5 separate regions of the Mus musculus genome follow, and regions 2, 3, 4 and 5 are each linked to region 1. Evidence: chromatin loops called from intact Hi-C (ENCODE). Cell type or tissue: gastrocnemius. All regions are shown on one strand.

What was found. Peaks named below come from ENCODE experiments on the same cell type or tissue, not always from the same donor. Only the 100,000 strongest peaks of a DNase experiment are listed, where the experiment ranks them.
Region 2: it touches region 1 in a loop (10-fold over the local background); 27 of 42 quality-filtered maps call a loop at or near these places.
Region 3: it touches region 1 in a loop (4-fold over the local background); 14 of 42 quality-filtered maps call a loop at or near these places.
Region 4: a loop joins it to region 1, with 3 times the contacts of the local background. A loop is called at or near these places in 10 of 42 quality-filtered maps.
Region 5: a loop joins it to region 1, with 2.1 times the contacts of the local background. A loop is called at or near these places in 8 of 42 quality-filtered maps.

The regions. Positions count from the first base shown.
Region 1 is chr17:44,254,608-44,258,607 of GRCm38, forward strand. The region is part of intron 4 of Clic5 (chloride intracellular channel 5); the gene reads left to right. Among named protein-coding and RNA genes, the nearest start is that of Clic5, 68 kb to the left of the region's middle. In gastrocnemius, a CTCF peak has its summit at 2,220 (motif pointing left); DNase peaks (open chromatin) are centred at 265 and 2,215; H3K27ac peaks cover 2,852 bases.
Region 2 is chr17:44,146,819-44,150,818 of GRCm38, forward strand. It overlaps a transcript of Clic5 not described here. Among named protein-coding and RNA genes, the nearest start is that of Clic5, 40 kb to the right of the region's middle. In gastrocnemius, no CTCF peak of the experiment used is centred here; no DNase peak of the experiment used is centred here.
Region 3 is chr17:44,073,882-44,077,881 of GRCm38, forward strand. No RefSeq gene overlaps it. Among named protein-coding and RNA genes, the nearest start is that of Enpp5, 2.9 kb to the right of the region's middle. In gastrocnemius, a CTCF peak has its summit at 2,348 (motif pointing right); no DNase peak of the experiment used is centred here; H3K4me3 peaks cover 935 bases; H3K27ac peaks cover 1,138 bases.
Region 4 is chr17:44,170,172-44,174,171 of GRCm38, forward strand. It overlaps a transcript of Clic5 not described here. Among named protein-coding and RNA genes, the nearest start is that of Clic5, 16 kb to the right of the region's middle. In gastrocnemius, a CTCF peak has its summit at 1,944 (motif pointing right); a DNase peak (open chromatin) is centred at 341.
Region 5 is chr17:44,187,936-44,191,935 of GRCm38, forward strand. Clic5 (chloride intracellular channel 5) reads left to right here and starts at 637. Exons shown (of 6, transcript NM_172621.2): 1 at 637-1,026. The coding sequence starts at 964. In gastrocnemius, a CTCF peak has its summit at 757 (motif pointing left); DNase peaks (open chromatin) are centred at 679, 1,063 and 1,935; H3K4me3 peaks cover 4,000 bases; H3K27ac peaks cover 4,000 bases.

The DNA.
Region 1 (4,000 bases):
CTCCCTCCTAGGAGATGCAACCAGGGCACAGGGAGCTCCAGATGAGCCTTGATGGGCAGAGGCTTAGTAGTCCAAGCAGCCCTGCCTGTTCCCACTGCAAGGGCATGGCATGTGTTCTGCTGGGACCTCAATTCTTCTCCATGGGTTCCCCTCTTCCCTGGAGGGGTTTCTTTTACACTGTACTTCAGCCAATATCTACGCTGCTCCCTGCCATCTCCCAGGACGATGCAGGCTTCTCCTGAGCACTCAGCTTCCCACCCGCCATCAGAACGGAGCCTGGACTCTCTGCCAAATCATTTGGCTCTCTCAGATTCCGTTTAGCTACTCACTGTAATTTAGGTGTGGTCGCCGGCTTTTCCTGCTCCTCACAACCTCTCTTTTCCTTGCCCTTCAAACCTATCGGTTCCCAGGACACATTTCATGTCTTGTACCATATGGTGCATTCCAGGAAATTAGTGAGGGATGGAACACACATGGTTAATTCTCTATTCTTATTAACTCATTTGCGAGTCCCTTTTTATTCCTTCCAACCCTATCGTGTTTCCCTCAGCTACAGTTAACATTCCTGCCCAGAATTACCATCCCCATTTTGGGGAAGAGGGTCGGATTCTCCTGTGTTTTCTTTCTAGCTGGCAAGGAACAGGCATTCGTATGCATTAGACTGAGACCAAGATCTGGTGCTCTGTTCCCCTTGGTTGACCGTCACCGTCTTCGGTCCCCAGTTTCGGTGGACATGCCACAGAGATGGGAGAGTGGGGAACTCTGAAGATCCCACTTCTGGGGGTGTGGGGAGGGCTCTCATTTCCTGAGAAGGGGCTGAAACCCTCAGTTGTAGCCTCCGAGTGTGGACTCTGTAAATCATCTACAGTTTGAGGGTTTTACTCCATTGGTTTATACTCTGACCATACATCTCTGAGCTGAGTGTGGTTTTCCCCTATTTGAATTCCCCCTTCTCATCTCTGTTCTGGGTTCCACTTCTCTCTTATTTCTTCTCCCATGTCTTTCTGTCTTGGGGAACTTTTCTATTTAAAATGGATTCTCCATTTGTTCTAGAAAGTCTCTTTGCTCCTCGAAGTAAAGCACCATTCACTGGAAGAAAGTGAGAAAAAAATTAACAGGAGAGGTGTATTAAATGGTGTGTGTGTGTGTGTGTGTGTGTGTGTGTGTGTGTGTGTGTGAGATATAAGCCAGGACTAGCACCACCCAGAACTGCCTGCCTGACAGGCATGACGGGCTACCAGCATGGTTCAGAACTTCCAAGTAGACAAAGCAAAAATAAGGCTCCCGGCCAGTGTAACCTGGTTCCCCCTGCAGATAAAAACAAACCAAGCTCCCCTAAGAATAACAAACATTCGTGACTTGAACCCCAGATGCTGAGCGCTGAGCAAGGGGCTGCTGTCTCTGATTTCTTTAGCTCCCCCTTCTGTGCTTTGCCTTCCCTCCCGGTGAGTCCAGGCCAGGCTAGCTGACACTTTTTGTATTCTCTCTCCGTGCAAGCCCTGGCTCTGGCCTGACTTTGGGCTGCACCCTCAACATGTATTGACTCCCATTCTCTCTGCACCCCAAGCCTATTTCTTCTCTGGAAGGCCCATGAAGCTTTGCTGCAGCCCCAGGCCCATGTCATGACATTTTCTGGCTCTACGTGTCTGTGGGGGTTGCAGGCACTCTAGTCTTAGGATAGGACTAATTCGATCTTTCTGTGAGGGGTCAGATAGGAAAAAGTGTGGATTGGGCAAACTGTATGAACTGTCACTTAATTAGACTCAGCAAGGTCCTTGGGATCTCTGAGCACTCCGGACAATCCACGAACAAGTGTATGTGGCTGTGTTCAACAAAACGTTATCTGTGGATCCTGAAATACTAACTTCACGCCCTTTTGCTATGTTACAAAATATTTTTTTCTTTTCACTCCCCCTCCCTGCCCTTCAATTATCTATCCAAAAAATAAAAAAATAAAGATCAACGTTAGCTTAGGACAGCATACTGGGCAGTGAGCAGTGGGCTCACTCTGGAATGTTGCCATTTCTCTCTCATGTAGTCTCTGGACTCCAGTCTGCGGTGAGGAGATTGAAACAATACCTTCCCCTGTAGCATTGTTGCATCAGTCAAACACTTGCTTGCACACCAACAGCACCTAACTAAGGCAGCTGTGGCTGCGGTTTCTGTGGCTGCCCTCTGCTGCTGGCCTTTCCCACTGATAGAGAGGCGTGTGCTGCCCTCTGCTGGTAGGAAGAGAAACCAGTCCCGGGAAAGCTGGAGGATCTGCGAACTTCCGAAGACTTGAAAGTCTTGACTTGGGAGTTCCAAAACAAACCATGTCTCCCAGCTACCTTCCATATTTAGGGAAGGATATGCCTACCAGGCCTGACAGACCCTGACAAGCTGCACCCAGTCTGTCTCTTGCTTTCTCTCCCACTACTCTGAACCTTTACAAACTTCTTTGGCCTAAAACAGAGAAATATTGGAAAGGTTTTGAGCAGCTTGGGAGGGCCATTAGTTTAGAACTAACGAGTCCCTATATCAAAGCCCGCACCTGCCCCAGAGTGTCATGAATGCACACTGCTGTTGGGGACAGAAGCCAGCTTAACTCCTGACCCCCCTCCCCCCATTCCCAGAATGTGGCAAGCCACAGTAAAAATAGTATGTGTGTGTTCAGGACACCAAAAACAAGACACTTAAATCTTCCCTTCTTCCCAGCGTCCTCTCATACCCTGGCCCCAGTGTGATAGCCTGGCTTTTCTAGGCCTGTGCCCAGCCTCTACTTACTCAACCCCCTAACCTCCAGGGTCTGGAGAAAAGATAAAGGAACGGACTTCAAGATAGCAGGAATTGTGGGGAATGTGGGCGCAGAGGCCCTGCAGGGGTCAGGCAGGGTTGTGTCTGGAGGCTTCATGTTCATTCCGTTGGGACTACTTGCTGCTACCGCTAGAGATCAAGACTTGGTACCAACTTGGAACAACAGACTTCAGGCTGAAAGAAGCCCTGAGTGGAGGTGAGGCGGGCTGCCATCATGTGGTTATCTTTGGGTTCCTGGGTGGCCAGACCCTCCAAGGTTCTCCTTCCAAAATAAGCAGGTCGGCCACAGAGGAACTCTCCGGGCTGCCTGGCCCTGGATCCCCTGCCCGCCACTTGCCAGATCCCGATATTTTGTTGGTTGGTTAGGTTAACGGTGTGCTTTGATTAGCATTCTTGCAAGTAAAAACAAACAACCCAAGCGTTGTGGGACCCACCTCCAAGATTTGGCAGGCCCCAGGCCCTTAGTCTTTTCTTCCACGAGGGTCTTGGAGGCTGAGAGCGAGAGGGGCGTGACTTCCTGTGGCACCTCCCAGGAGCTGCCCAGAGGTTCCCCCCAGAGAGTCTTTGGTTTGGTTCCTTATTGAGGAGGCTTCTGTGATTTTAATTTTAACAAAGTTTGTTCCAGAAGCAAAATGAATCCTTGGGTAGTAGTGAGGAAGGTGGTCGGCGGTGGTGTGAGGGTGTTGAATGGGGCTGGCTCTGGTGGGAGGAGGGGGGAGGAGTGGTGGGTCCTGCGTGGGTGGGCTCATTCATTAGTGAGATTTTGCTGTGTGGGCTCCTGGACTAGGGTAGAGTGCAGACCACCAACGCCATTCGTGTGGAGGAATTTCCTGCTGTCTGACCAGAAAGAGTTCTGCTGGCCTAGTCTGGCCTCAGATCAACACCTAGGGAATAAAGGATCGTTAGATGAATGATTTGCACAAAACTTGTATGTTCCTTTACCTGTGGCTAGTGTTGCCTCACCGTGGGTGACAGATCTCTTAAATTTGTGCAGTCTACAAACAAGTTTCTTAACCCCCTCCCCTCTTTCTACACACACACGCACACGCACACGCACACTAGCAAAGTCCTCACACACCTCCTTACACATTGTATTAAGTAGATCTCAATTAAACAGAAAAAATTCTTCCATTCACTTATTTCAGGGTGACACAACACATTGGATGAGATCTTCCCGGGAAGGCGATTTCTCTTACTTTTTTAA
Region 2 (4,000 bases), 110 kb before region 1:
AAGCCATTGATGTTCTGCTCAGGAATCTTTTCCCTGTGCCCATATCTTCCAGGATCTTCCCCACTTTCTCCTCTATAAGTTTCAGTGTCTCTGGTTTTATGTGGAGTTTTTTGATCCACTTAGACTTGAGCGTTGTACGAGGAGATAAGAATGAATCAATTCACATTCTTCTACATGCTAACCACCAGTTGAGCCAGCACCACTTGTTAAAGATGCTGTCTTCTTTCCACTAAAACATGCATATACACATATTTCGCCTGCGTGGATAGCATTTTCATCTGAAACTAAGTGATTTGTTTATGCTTGTAGTGACAAATGTCGGCCATCCGGGCTGGAAGCCATGCCCCCTTTGTGCTTTGTAACTGAGTCCTTTCTGCTCCTTGAAAGAGCCTTTGGATCAACAATAAGTACTAGGTCTGTTAAAAGCCATCAGCTATACTGAGAGGGCTTGCAGGCAACAGTCACATGGCAACCACTGAAATAAGTAAGAGGGTGCATTGTTTAGCAAACATCTAATGTTCCAAGGTTTCAATGCTCACACCTAAGGTCAATATGGAAGGCCGGAGCAAATAACAGGAGGAAGTGCCTGTTGTTCGCTGGCCTGTGGCTACAGAAATGCCTGTGATTTTATTCTTCTGTGGTGAAAGGAAAGAATGCAGTGGGTATAATTTTAATATCCACAGTAGCAACTCTCAAGAAACTAGCTTCATTCTTCCAGAACAACACGATTCCAAGTGACAGCCACAAGAGAATGCAGCTGTTTCTGTGTAAATTAATTAAAATGGGATAAAATAAGAGTCAGTTCTTCAATCCCATGGGCCATACTTCAAGTGTGCCCACACTGGGACATGCAGACAAGGAACCGTCTGTCAGCACAGAGCGTCTCATAGGGTAACCAGACCAGAGTTCATCTCTGTCATGAAGACCTGTCAGTTATGTGGTCACAGGCCCTTCTGGGGATTTTATTTTTTTGCCTAAATGTTGGAGGCAGAGTGGCTGGTCTTCATGAGTTAGAAGAGTGTTTGTGCACACAAAGTACTGGTGAAAACCGTTCAATTCTGTAAGCAAGGCCTACAGTGTCCGTTTGTGGGAACAGGCCAGCTTTAAATTATATCCACTCAGGCAAAGCTATGCAACTGCCATGGACACTTGCAAACCACAGCAAAGCTGTCAGGATCCACTGGCTATACTGAGAACTAGCGCAATATCTCTGAGGCTAAGGGCTCTGTTGAGGCCTCAGAAACAGAGGGGTAAGGGGCCACCCCTCCAGCCACCAGGGCCAAGTGTGGCCACAGAAAGGAGGGTCCTTTGCTTGACCACCTTTTCCCCCTAAATCCCAAGAATTTACCAGGTAGTCAGTGTTCATAAAGAATCATTGAGAGGTAGCAGACATGGAGGAGGCACAGACCTGTAATCTCAGCCACTAGAGAGGCAGAGGCAGAAGGGTTGAAAGTTTAAGGTCAGCCTGGGCAACAGATTGAGTTCAAGGCAGCTAAGACAACTCAAAGGGTGAGAAACTGTCTGGGGCTGTAGCACAATAATATAGTGTACCTAGCATGCGTGAGGCCTGAGTTTCATTCCCCAGAATATAAAAAAAGATATTGATAAGAGCCAAAAACAAACAAAAAAAATTGACAAAAGTAAAGCAGAGACGGTTATCTAGGCTAAGACAAGGGTTGTTCCATAGACTCTGAAAATACTAGGTGGCGCCTCAACAATGCCCTCACTCCATAATCAACATTTTATAGTTGCAGGACTGAGCATCTGATTGGTCCCCTGTTCTCTCTAAGGTTCCTCTTTATATGTCTTAAATCAGCAGAGCAATAAATTTTTATTGTGCCTGTACTCTGCACCTCACATGCCGCCAGTGTGGAGGCAGAAAGGCAAGGTAAGGTGGGGCCCGGTCTGTGAGACTCTGACCAACTGGCTCAAGAGGATTGCCATTGAGAATGATTTAGAAATTGATTCTAGAGGTGGGGCAGGATTGGGTCCTAGAGTCTATGATGCAGGGGGCTGACACAAGAGCAGTAGCTATGAATCAGTAGCAAACATGGTAGGGCAAACAAAAAATAATTTCAAGTTTATAGCTCTAAGTTATTAATATTTAGTATCAGTTATGTGCCAAGTATTAGGTTGCTGAGATTGAAAAAAAAATCTATGAGGGGCTGAGACGATTACTCCATAGACTTTCTAGTCTAAACGTTACTTTGCCACAAACTAGAGTCACCCGAGAAGAGAACTTCAAGTGAGGAATTGAATAGATCAAATTGACCAGTGGCATATCTGGGGGGAGGGGTGGTGTGTCTTGATTATTACTTGATGTAAGAGAGTCTAGCCCACTATGGGCAACACCATTCCCTAAAAAGGAGGCCCTGAACCACATAAAGAACCAAACAAATAAGCAAGAAGGCAGCATGGGTGCACATGCTTCTCCTTGCCGGTGCATGTGATGTGGTACTTGGCGGCTTGGTGGGATTCATGCCTTGACTTCTCCAAGTTAATAGTTAGCTAAATAAACTATTTCTTCCCTAGGTTGCTTTTGGTTAGGACGCTGTATCACAGCAACAGAAATGAACCTAGAACCAATGATAAAGTGCTTACCACACAAGCAGGAGGAACCGAGTTTTATCTCCAGCATTCATGTTAAAATATGGATGGGGTGGTGTGATTTTGTAATCCCAATGTCAGGGAGTTAGTTGGAGATGGGAGAATCCCTGAGGTTCACGGGTCAGTTAGCCTAGCTTACTAGATAACCCTACCTGAGGTTCACAGGTCAATTAGCCTAGTTTACTAGACAACTAGCTCAGTGAGAGATTCTAATTTTAAAAACATGGAGGATGGCTCCTGAGGAGCAATGCCTGGGGCTTACCTCTAGTCCCCACGCGTATGCCCATTTTTGTGTAGAATAAACACACGCACAAAATACACAAGGCCTTACCAGCATTCTCTATATAAGCAAGAAAAGGGACATTTCTGCCCCTGGCTGAACAACACAGTACAAAGCAAAGGTGAAAAGGGATTTCTCCAGAAGGAGTAAGAAGCCCAGGAAATAAACATTATAGAGAAATCCAGCTGGAGAGGCAGGGGGAAGGTAAAACAAAGCCGCAAGAGTCAAAGGGTGTTTGGGAATCAGCAAATAGTTTTGAACATGTTGGAAAAGTGGAGAGTAAATGGCACTGAAAAATCAACGTTGGCAGCAGGCACCAGCTTCAGAGGGCCAGATGACAGAGGGTGAATTTTACCTTGTGGAGTCACTTGATTACATCTGCACACAAGTATCCCAGACATAGGAAGAGAGTGGAAGCCGGGGAGTGACTGCCTCAGGTATCTCAGGTGGGACACGCTAAGGGCTGTGATTCCCATGAGGAGTAAGGAGACACTCCAGGAAGGATGGCATTGAAAGACGTTACAGAGGGAGAACTTCAGAGTTGGATGCAGACAGTCCTGTGGATTCACACAGCATCAGCCAGGGAAGACGTAATGCTTTGTGGAGTGGGAAGGGCTTCGTCCCTACTACTTTTTGAGCCTTGGACTATCTGGGTTGATCTGGTATGTAGGCAGGCATATGGGCAGGGAATTTCAGAATGGATAGGGAAGCAGGATCCTTTAGAAGATAGAATATTGCAGAATGCTTTTATGATATTTTTTTTCCTAAGGAGGACAAATATCTATTCATCCCAGACCCGGGGGTGGGGATGGGGTGGGGGCATACAAGTGACAGAATAGACAAATGACTCCACATGAGTTTGTCTACCTTGGTGAACCAAGTCATTTCCTGGAGTTATTTGCAGAGGTGGGCTGGCTGAAAGGCAGCTGCATCCTTGAGAAGCCCACCACAGCACAGGTGGGCAAGTGATTCATTCAAAAAAGCTGCGTGTCTGGAACCCTGTGCCCAACCTGTAGGCTACCCCATCAAAGAGCATCCACTCCCATGCCGGTTGCTTTTTAATTATATATCTTGGAGGGAGGGATTTAGTGAGCCTTGTAACTTCCTATACTT
Region 3 (4,000 bases), 180 kb before region 1:
ACACACACACACACACACACACACACACACACACACACACACACAAATAGGCAATTGTCCTTTCAGCCTAGATTCATACAGCCTAGATTTTGAATTGGTGCTAATTAATTAGATTTACCCCTAGCCTAAAAAAAAAGGGGGGGGGGGAAATCTCTGCTCAGGGAGTCTGTTACTGATCCTGCAGGCTGGATTAACATAGATTTATTCATAAAGAAAAAAATAACATTGCAAGTCAAACACCATCAGAGCTACCTCCTGATGGGAGGTTAAGGGGGTCACTGTGAGGTGGGGCTGTGTCACGATAGTTCCTTGAGGCAGACTTTCCATAGCAAACATTTTCATGCACATAGTATATGAATCAGATCAGCCCACACAGTCATGTAAGCACCATTGCAAACCAAACTCCACCACGAGAGGTGACTATCATTGGCTGGCTCTACAGCCAGTGCCTCTCCCAACTTCCACCTTCTAACTCCTATCACCATTTCCTTGCCTTTTCTAGAGTGTTAACATAAATGAGTCTGTGCGGTGTGTTTCTATTTGCACCTGGCTTCTTTCATTTAGTGTAGCGCTTTTGATACTCAATTATATTGTGTCACCAGATTTTATTTGTTATTTCTTAATAGTATTCCACTTATGGACACATCATAATTTAACAACTTACCCGCTGAGGGATATCTGCCTTGTTTCTAGATTTTTATGAATAAAATTGCTATAAAAATATGTATGTTTTTTAGTGAGTTTCCATCTTGCTTTTTCTCAAATAAATACCCAGGACTAGTAAGCATGCATTTAATGTCCTAAGAAACTTGTCAACTGTTTTCTGTAGCGGAGAAGCCCTTCCCATCAGTAGCATGCTCTCCAGATGATCTCTCTGACTAGATACTATCGTTTCTTTCATTTTAGATATTTTTCTATTTTTTTCTTTAGGCTAGACTGTAAAATTAAGCCTCTACTAACTAAATGTACTTGGTTTAGGCCTGTGAAAATTAAAATTTACCAGATTCTGAAATTGTGACCTGACATGGAACTAGGTTCTTAGCATATGTAATTAAGTCTAATTGGTTATAGAGAAAGTGAACCTCACTTTTCATGGCTGTCATCTAGTAAAAAGCTGTATGTGATCCTACAGAGGGACTTGGGAGGCCAGCATGAGATGGTAGAGGCAGAACTTAAGGTTGTGTGGAAGAGGCAAAGGCAATCCTTCCTCAGAGCCTTTGTAGGCAGCATGGCCCTGTGAACTGTTAACTCTACCACCCACCTGGAATTAGACAAGGTATCTCTTTGTAATTTAGGATGGTGTGGTGGTTTGAATATGCTTGGCCCAGGGAGTGGCACTAGTAGGAAGTGTGGCCTTGTTGGAGTAGGTGTGGCCTTGTTGGAAGGAATGTGTCATTTATGGGTGGTCTAGGTGCCTAGAAGTCAGTCTTTTACTAGCGGCCCTCAGATGAAGATGTAGAACTCTCAGCTCCTCCTGCACCATGCCTGCCTGGAAGCTGCCATGGACTGCCCCAATTAAATGTTGTCCTTATAAGAGTTGCCTTGGTCATGTTGTCTGTTCACAGGTGTAAAACCCTAACTAAGACAGGTGGCCTAGAATTTTTATTTTTAGCACTGTATTTATCCATGGTGTGGGATAGGGAGGAAAGGAACTGGCCACAGTGTGTGTATGGAAATCAAAGTTTCCATATATCAGGACTTGGCCCTCTCCTTCCACCATCTCAGGATGTCATGTGATCTGATTCCTAGAGAGATGTGAACAAAATCCACTCACCCCAAATAGGAACCAATGAGAGAAGCAGAGCATGGATACCACCAAAATCCAAGTGGGTGAAAGACCTTTGCTGGAGTTACTTGTAGAAGTATGGACAAGGGGTTGCTCACAGAAGCAGAAATGACACAGCAACAATTGCATCACCAAAAGCCACGCTGTCGTGGGTGTTAGCCATTGAAAACTGGATCCCTGGAGCACACTGCACAGCCTGCAGAGGGTCAACAGGTTAAAGGGCTGCTTTTTGATCAGGCAGCTCAGCTGGTCTGAGAGTCTCTCTCCACAGTCCTTATTTCTTACACACTGGAGCCTGGGTGGGGGCAATATATTTGGTCAGCTTCGGTAACTTCTAGAAGCCTTTCAGTCCAAGTGCATACTTGTGCTTACTGAGTTGATGAGAGCCCTATCTTGCAGAATGTTCTATAAAGGATTAAGAAATGGGGTTTCTTTTAGTTTCTGTTGTTGTGTTTGTTTTTATAGTACAGTGACCTGGAACATGAACCTGATGTTGTTGGGTTTATTTTTGGTTTTGCTTTCAGATTTGTTTTTATTGTTATTAGTGCACTTACCCAAGAAGGCCAGAAGAGGGCATTGGAGCCCCCGAAGCTGAAATTACAGGCAGTTGTGAGCCACTGCTCTTAGGGATCTGCTGCTGTGATAAAACACAACAACCAAATCAACTTGGGAAGAAAGGAGTTTGTTTCAGCTTATACTTCCATATTGTAGTCCGTCACTGAAGGAAGTCAGGGCAAGAACTGGAAAGCAGGAAGTGGAGAAGTCATGGGGGAATACTATGATCCTGGCTCGCTCCTCGAGGCTTCCTCGGCTGCCTCCTTAAAGCATTCAGGAGGACCAGTACAGATCAGGGGAGCACCATCTCCAGTGAACTGGCCCTCACACATCCATGTCAATCAAGAAAATGTCACGGAGGCTTGCCCATGGGCCAAGCAGGTAGGAACATTTCTTAACTGAGGCTACCTCTTCCAAAATGACTATAGCAAGTTGACATAAAACCAGCCAGCCCAGCTGCCCAATAGCCATGGGTGCCAGGAACCAACTCAACAGCAGGCTCTTCCTACTGCTAAGTCATCTCTCCTGCCCGCTGCCTTTAAAATTAGTTATTCTTACCATAAATTCTAGGTCAAAAAAAAAAAAAAAAAAAGACTTCTCTGATACAGCTAGTTGGTTTTGTTTTTGCTATTTTATAAACTGCATTATTCCAGTGCTAGCACAATGTCCTTACAGTCCTGGGGAAGAGAATGGTCTAGTCCCCAAATGTATGTCAGATTTCTCTGAGGACTTTAAAAGGTAGAGGGACCTCCCTACCCCAAGCCTGTGAAACGAAAGTGAATCCTGTTGCTCTGTGTTCAGACATGCATCCCTACTTCTGACATTATCCTGCTATTTCCATTGAAATAAAGGAACCTTTCTAACCCATGCTGACATAACTTGCTCAGTAGCTATTGTGACTGGACAGAAATTCAAACAACTGGCAGAGTACAGATGTGGAAGCAGGAAGTTTGTCGACAAAAACTCAACAATCATTCCTTATTTGAGCCAGACCCTGCCCACTGGGAAAGTGAGTTATATTCAAGCCTACCAGTTGACCACTAGACATTATTGTATGGAGATCCAGAAGTAGGTCCTGAGCTCGCTGAGCCCGCGGAGAGTTGTCTTCTGTGTTCTGAGCTGTGCTTAGCAACTACACTGTACAATTTAGTAAGCGTGGCGGGTGGGAAACAATCCCAACTTCCATAAAAAGTTTGCAGAGCATGGCAGCCTGTCACGTGAGCAGAGCCTCCAATTCTCAATGACCCACATAGAAACAGGCCCATTCTCACCCCTGATTTTTTTTTCTTCCAGGTTTTCTTTCTTTGGAGTGAACAAGGAATTGGCTTCTTAGGCTGGGAGATAAGGACTTACTAGACTGAACCACCTCCTTCCAACTTTGAGCAGTTTCAAAGGTCAGGACTTGGGGCTTCGGAACAAGTTGTGCAGCTTCATGGTTTTGGGTCTGGCTACACGCAGAAACAACCTCCCTTTCCGCCTCCTTCCCACGTGTTGAAAATGATAAAAATCCCCATGGCAGAGTGCCCAAATGCCCTTCAGGGCAGTGCCGCCCAATTTAGCAAGTGCCCATGGCTAGAGTTGAGACTGTCCCCTCATTAGAAATACACCAAAGGCTAAGACCAAAGGGCTCAATTCCTTTACAGAACGTGGCTACAAACA
Region 4 (4,000 bases), 84 kb before region 1:
ATAATAATAATAATAATAATAATGGTAATAATTACCATTATTATTATTATTATTATTATTATTATTATTATGTGTATGTACATGGTTGTATACATGGTTAGTATCAAATGCCATCCTCCAATCATGTCCAGTATGGTTTTTGTGATAATTAAAATGTATTTAATTTTTGACAATTTCATAGATATATACGATGTATCTTAATCATATCTGTCCCGTCATTCCCTCTCTCTTACTACCCTGACCCTCTTCACCAAAGTATCTCCCTTTCAACTTTGAATCCAATTAATGCTGTCCTGAGTACATGCCCATAAGGTCATCCAATAGGACGCTGGCCACCTGCCAATGCCTGCAACCCAAAGGAAAGTAACTTTCTTTCTGACAGCAGCCATCAATTGGCAATAGTTCCTTAGCAAGGTTTGGGGCCTTGGAAGTGCCTCCTCTGCCCACTTTGGTTTGGTGAGACTGACTTTCCAACAAAATCAAGAGTTTGTTGATCTGGCTGGACTATCCCCAGATTTTTAGGGTCTCAGGTGCTCTCTGCAGCACCCAGCTTTTGACATGAATTTTGGGGCTCTGAACCCAGGTATTCATGTCTGCATAGCAAACACTAAGTTCTCTCTCCACCCCAAGCTTAAACTTGACCTGCCTGTCTCAATGACTGCAGGCCAAATCACTGCTCAGTTGATAAGATGCCCAGGGCTTCCTGCATGCTAGCTAAGTGCTCTGTAGACCAAGCTTCCTCCCCAACCTCTTAGATTATGTTGTTGTTTTTTTTTCCTGAGATTTTTTTTTCCTTTTTAATTCTGTGTATATGTGGGTCTGTGTGCATGAATGTGCATGAGTATGGAGACCAGAGGCATCAAATGTCCCTGGAGGCCGAGTTATAGGCAGTCATGAGCTGCCTGATGGGGGCGCTGAGGGTTGAACTGGATCTTCTGGAAGAGCAGTACAGAGTTTTAATGCTGACTTGTGATCGGAATGTGGTAGTGTTAAAAACTCTCTTGTTTTTGTTTCACTAGTTAATGAGACTGAACACCTTCCCATGTGGTGATTTATTGTCGATATTTCCCTGCGTGCACACTCGCCATTGATTTCCTATGATCTCATTTTGAATGAGTTGACTCATAACCTTAGATAATTGGGTCACTGCTCTGCTTGTTAAAACTAAGGCTATCTTTAAAACATTACCAACATGTGATTTTCCAACTTCCTCATATTGTCTTTTAAAGCTCTTTTAATTGTTTATATCCTAACATGTATTCAAAAGAGTTTTATGTTTTTTATTTATTTGTGAGTGTGTAAATAATGCATGAGTATGTGTGTGGTTTTGTGTGTGTTTGTGTGTGTGTGTACGCACACGCACATGCATGAGTGTATGCATGCCATGACATGTATATGTAGGTCAGAGGGCAACTTGGTAGAGTTGGTCCTCTCTTTCTACCATTGGAGCCCAAGGATCCACCTCAGATCATTAGGTCTGGCAGCAAGCCCCTTTACTGCTGAGCAATCCCAGTGGCCTGCTAACACATGCATTCTCTGTCTAACTGTCCATTAGGCAAGCAGAACTGTTTGTTTTCTTCTTTTTTGAAAACGATCTGTTGATTCTGCATTGGTTTTCTTTTTACGATGATCATTTTTGCTCTGACTAACATTTATTACAGTGTGGATTCAGTCCAGTCTCTGTAATGCGACCTGATGTCCTCATGAACCACCCAGTGATTCCTTTTTTATGTGACTGTGTATGGGTACATATTCGTGTGTGTGTGTGTGTGCATGTGTGTGTGAGTACATGTTTTAAGCATGTATGTGTAGACTGGTGGATAATCTTGAACACTGTTCTTCATAAGCCATGTGTTTCCATTATTTTTTTAAGGATTAGTTTTCTTTTTAATATGTTTCCATGTGTGATATGTGCTTGTGTGAGTGCAGTTACTCATGGAGTCCAGAAGAGGGCGCTGGGCTCCAGGAGCTGGAGTTACAGGTGATTATGAGCGACCTGACACCTGACATGGGTAGGTTCCTAGTCACTGAACTGCCTCTCTACCCCTTCCCTTTTGGTTTGTAGATGGGGGATCTCTCATTGGTTTGGAGCTTGCTGATTAGGGTAGGCTAGCCCGCCATTGAGCCTCAGGGACCCTCCTTCTCTGCCACACCCCCACCCCCAAGTCTGTGCTGGGATTATAAATGCCCTGAATCACGCCAGACTTTTTACATTGTTGCTAGGCTCAAACTTATGTCACTATGTGCTTCAAGCACCTTGCTGACTAAACTCTGCTCAGCCACATAATTACTTCTTGCTTTTGTATAACCTTTTCCAGGCTTGAAGCCTTGGCTACAGTTTGAACCTTTTTTTTTTTTTTTTTTTTTTTTTTCTGTTGTGAACTAAGCATCCACCATTGCCATGTGTCTACAATTTAAAACACAAACCCTAGGTAGATTCCTGTTTCCTTTACCATGTTTTTCTAGAAGCATCTTAAGACCCATACTTGACATTTTATAGGCTGTACCATACAAGGTTTAATTGTGCTCATACTAACAGAAAGTTTATCTGAAAAACATTTGGCTTCTTAGTGATGAATATCATCTACCTTTAACTCGGGATATTCTTCCTCCCTATAAAGTCTTCATAATATTTTCTCATTTAGGTTGAATTACTATTTAGACATCTGGTGACAATTCATCACCCAATGGACAGAGTATACAATGCTGTAGAGTTGCCTCTACCTTAGATTGTGAGTGTGATTTTAGTGAACTTCTCTCAGGAGTTTACCTCTCGCTATGGAACCTAAGAAAGCAAACAGTTTTGATATAGCAAGCCCATCTGGTGCTTGAAAAGCAAACCCAAATTGGCAACATCAGTGGCCTCTTCTTTAAACCCAGTGCTTCAGAAAAGCAAAGCCCTGGATGAGTAGAGCCAGAAGAGCTCTGAGGAGACTGGCAGCTGCACAGGTTTCTTCATTAATGAGAGTTAATCCTGACTGGGGCCAATGAGATGAATTTTTCCAAAACCAGTGTGAAGCAGGAGACTGCAGTCCCTGAATGTCCCTATCACCAGCTTCCTGCTTTTCCTCTCCCCTTCTCCATTGGTCTGAGATGCTTGACTCTGACAAAGAGTGACAGTGACAGAAAATGTGAATTGGAAAATGACCCAAGAAAGGGCTTCTGGGAGGTCATTGTAGACAGGAGACAGCATTGGTCCATCTACTGTGGGATGCTGGAGTGTGAGGATGCGAGGTGTGGGGAGCAATGCTGTAAAACAGAAACGTGGGATGGGCATCAAAAAGTGACAGATTATAAACAGAAACTTGGAGGTGGGGTTGGCAGATGGATTTCATAAATCATAAGCTCTGCTTCTAGTTTGAATGATGAAATACATGGTGACATCACTAGCTGGGAAGGAAAATGTGGGTCAAGGAGAAGGTTTCAGCAGGAAGGCTGTCAGAGCAGAGTTGTAGGTATGTTGGCCCTGAGGATCCTGGAACTCCAAAGAGACAAACTCATCAGATAGCACCATCATTCATATCAGTAGGTGTGGCTAAGGCTGAGAATAAACCTCTTAAAACAAACAGATGCATCCCGGTGGTATTGAGTTTCAAGCAGAAACTGCATTAGATTTCTTCATGGTTCACCCACAAGCAGCCGCAGTTACCGGAGTAAAACCTCTGTCCAGGAGAGGCCCCATTACAACTGCATATCTCAAATGAAATCCAGCCTGGACCTCCAATGCCCTTAGAATTCACAACAGGAGCTTGGGAAGCCCAGAAGCACCACGTTTCCCACTGAATGACAATGGGCTATGTGGTGATCCAGTGCTCAAGTTTTTTTTTCTTTGGACACAGACCAAGTCCACCTACCAGAGATTTGCTTGCAGTGGGCCATGTTGGTGTACCATCAAGGCCAAGAGCACATGGATAGTCTCCTGTATCAGCCAGCTGTAATATCTGAAAGAGGGCCTCTGTCAGCCCTCACCTATCCTGTGTGAACATGAATTTATTTTTTG
Region 5 (4,000 bases), 67 kb before region 1:
GAGACAGAGACAGAATCAGAGACAGAATCAGAGACAGAATCAGAGACAGAATCAGAGACAGAGGCAGAGAGAGAAGGAGGAGCAGGACCAGGAAGAGGAGAAGGAGGTGAGGGGAGACAGGGAGGAGGGAGAGAGAGAGAATAAGAAAGCAGAGGAGAATAAAACCAAGCAAGGGAATGAAAACCCCACAAAGTTGAAAGCTGCAGATCTCTGACTCCAGCACCTTACTGGTTGGCTCACCCCTCAGCCTCTCCCCTGCTCCTGGCCCACTCCCTCTCCACTTGCACAGAGCAAAAATGGCAAGCTCAGCGAATTCAGGATCTTTTCTTCGCTCCACGCTATTGTAAGTGCGTGATTTTGATGGACTAACTGAACCTCTTCATTAAAAAACAAAAATTTAAAAATAAAAAAAAAAAACAAACCTTGAAAATCATCTTCTGTACACCACTCTTTCTGTCCCTCATGACCTTCAGAACATTCTTAGCTCTGTCTGAGCTCGTACACTGAGGGGTCTCCTATGTGACTGGGCCCAACGAATGCTGAGTTCCCAGGGTGTCCCCCTCCCTCCAGTCCCCGCCCGGACTGACCCCGCCCCGCGGCCGTGGTCTATTTTGGGCGCACCCGCGGCAGCGGCGCGGGATCGCTGACAGTCTCGGATCCTGTGACACCTCCCAGCAGTCAGGCACTTGTTGCTCTTGGGACCTGTTGTCAATCCCTTAGCTCGCTTTTCCTTTTAGCCCCCTGCTGGCTCTTGGAGTCCTCTCTTTCCGCGTGACACCTGGGACTCTGATCTCTCAGGCATCGCTGTCCTTGCTTGGAGAAATTGATGAGAAACTGGTAGTCTTAAAAAAAGAAAACATTAAACACCGTGCAAAAGAGAGGCCCCCGCTGTGAGCAGGAGCCTGAAGTGCTGCAGAGGTGGCGCCTCTCCGGCCCGGGACCGTGGTCCGGGGCGCCAACGGCATGACGGACTCAGCGACAACTAATGGGGACGACAGGGACCCCGAGATCGAGCTCTTCGTGAAGGTAGGTCGGCATTCGCGGGCCTCCTCCCGGGCTGGAGATGAGGAGATCTCAAGTGTCAGGACGCAGGTCCCTCTGGGACTTGAGACCCTCCCTAGGGAGCACAGTCCAGCGCCCTCCTGGTCCTGCCGGTGGCCTTTCTGCCAGGGGCTTCCGGAGAAGGGTGTGAGTTTCGATCTGGCAGGTGGCTGTCTTCTTGAAGAGTTAACCCGTAGTCTACCAAACATTGTAGGACAGGTTGCCGTCCCTCATCCTGAGCTCGGAGGGAAGAGCAGATCCTGAGCTCCAAGGGAAGGGATCTTGGCCAAGTTGAAAGATGTCTCCAGATATAGGGACAGGGGAATCTGGCTAGACTAGTAAACTTTTCTTCTTTAGCGGAGGGGGGGGGGGAGGGAGGGAGGGAGGAAGGGAGGGAGAGAGGGAGGGAGAGAGAGAGAGAGAGAGAGAGAGAGAGAGAGAGAGAGAGAGAGAGAGAGAGAGAGAGAGATCCTCTTTGGCACAACAAAAACAGCATTTTCTAGTACCCACCCTCTCTTGTTTTACTCAGAAACACTAAAATAAAAGCGAAGGCCACAAAGCTATTTTCTTGCTTTGTGACTTGTAGAGGAGAGAAAAAAATGAACACCCAGTTCCCTGCTGTTATTATCACTGTCATTATGACTCTACAGGACCGTCTCAGGTAACCAGGGGACCTGTCAGTTTCGACTTGGGCTGCAAAGCAACAGCTTCTTGCAGAACCAAATTAAGCGCCCCCCTGCTTCTTGGGCGCTCCCCTGAGCAGTAGCAGACACCAGACAGCAGCTCTAATGTTTTTTCTTTTGCAAGCTGCGGGAGACTGGAGGCCGGGTCCGCAGGTGTAGGCAGAAACATTTGATCAGCCCTCCTTGCTGGGACACTGCAGAAGCAGAACCCGGGAAACCTGAGGCGGAGGAAAGCAGCCCTGGGCTGGGCTGCAGAGTCGCCAGGACCTTGGGGGAGGGGCGAACTCTACTGCCTGATTACCTAGGGCTTTCACAAATGGGAATAAAATCCTCTAGTGCTGTTTTCCAAGAATAGAGTGCAGAGCGCTGAAAACACACTGGGTCTAAAGGTCGTGCACATAACCTGGAAGCAGAAAGGTGTTAATTTGCTTAAACCACCTGTTTCTAAACGAGTTGAATAGACTTCAGCAGAAGGGTTTAAGTTTGTGTAAACCCGAATAACAATCTTCTCTTCTCTGACACTTTTGAAACACACACACACACACACACACACACACACACACACACACACACACACACAATTCAATATACATATTGAAAGTTTAATATAGATAATCTGTTGCAACCTATTTTATGTCTACAAAGTGATGTTGCTAATCTCCAGGCAGCAGTTTTGGGTGTGCTGGCAGACCTAGGTAAGAACAAGGCTAGATCGCCTCCCAGTCTGAGCAGGATGGGGCCGTGGGGGCCTGGGTGCCCAGGCCCATAGCAGGGAGGGTGATTGGATGCTGCGTTCAGAAAACCTTGCCGCTTTCCTTGAGAGCCAGTCTTGGGCTTACTCAGGTTCCCTGGGAGTAGGAGCTTCAAGTGTCAGGTTCCCTGAGCGATATTTCAGACACAAATTGGTTCTTTTGAGCCAAAGGAGCCCTTTGCCCTGCACTAAGCGTGGAGACCAATTCTACCTGTGTCTTTGGAATTTCACGTTGGCAGCGTTCGGAGATTTTGTCTACTTGTATGAAAACGCTTACTCCACAGCCCAAGTGGCCCCCAAAAGAGTTCTAGAATGCCCGTGCTGTCACCCACCTGCTCACTTAAAGAAAAGCACATAGTAAGAGCCTTTGTGGCTCTGAGACCAGATTGATGGCAGAGATGTTTTCGATGCCCATCCTCATTTTTGAGCTTCTGGTTACTGTTATGACCACAGGGGAAACACAAAAGCTGGGTCAGCCGGGCAGCGGTGGCGCACGCCTTTAATCCTAGCACACCGGAGGCAGTGGCCGGCAGATCTCTGAGTTCCAGGCCAGCCTGGTCTACAGAGCAAGTTCCAAGACAGCCAGAGCTATACTGAGAAACCATGCCTTGAATAACCTGTGTGTGAGGTGAGGGTGCTTCTCTGAGCCTCCAATGGTGTCATTATAGAGGAGCAGGATTCTGGCTCACTTGTAGAATCAGACTTTCCCCCAAATCTGCAGGGCCTCCATTTTGGATTCCCATCGAAAGAAAGTCTCTGGCATCTGGTGTTGGGTAGCAGAGGTGTTTTCTGAAGGAGAGGATTGGTTGGTTCTTATGAAGAAACTCAGGTAGAGGATGCCCTACCCGGAGCCATGATGTGGGTCATTTTCAACAGCCTGTTAAAGACCAGCCCTCCCCTGCTCAGTACAACACTGGGTCTGCCCATCTAAACTATTGTCCTGTGAGTCTCACAGACTCGTGCTGCCCTGCCATGCACAGTACTTCTCATCTGTGTCTACTGCAGTGAGACAGCAGTGATACCTGGCAGCATCCTAGGGCACGTGAAGCGCTCATCTGTGTCTACTGCAGTAGATACACGGCAGCGTCCTAGGGCATGTGAAGTGCAGCGAGAGCTTGTCTCACTCACTGGAGCGTCCCATCTTTATTCATGAAGATTATTTCACTCCTATGTAAAATGAAGAAAACAGTTAATTATGACCCCACGGGACCTTCCAATATTATAGTCACAGCCATTGGTGAGCTGAAGTCTGCTCCCTTCCAGTAGCTCAGGAAAGAAAAAGGGGGGGGGGATTAGTGTCATGATGCCACTGAGCAAGCCTGCGCTCAAAAAGGGTGTGGGAAATGCCCTGCTCAAATGCTAAGATGCCAGTCCTTGTTCTCTTCATTTACTGGCATATCATGTAGCCCAGGCTAGACTTGAACTCCCCAAATGACCTTGATTTCCTTTTTTTTTTTTTAAACAGTCCCTGGGCATTCATGTGGTTCTAGGTAGCTGCCTAGAAAATCAGAAAATAGTCATCCCC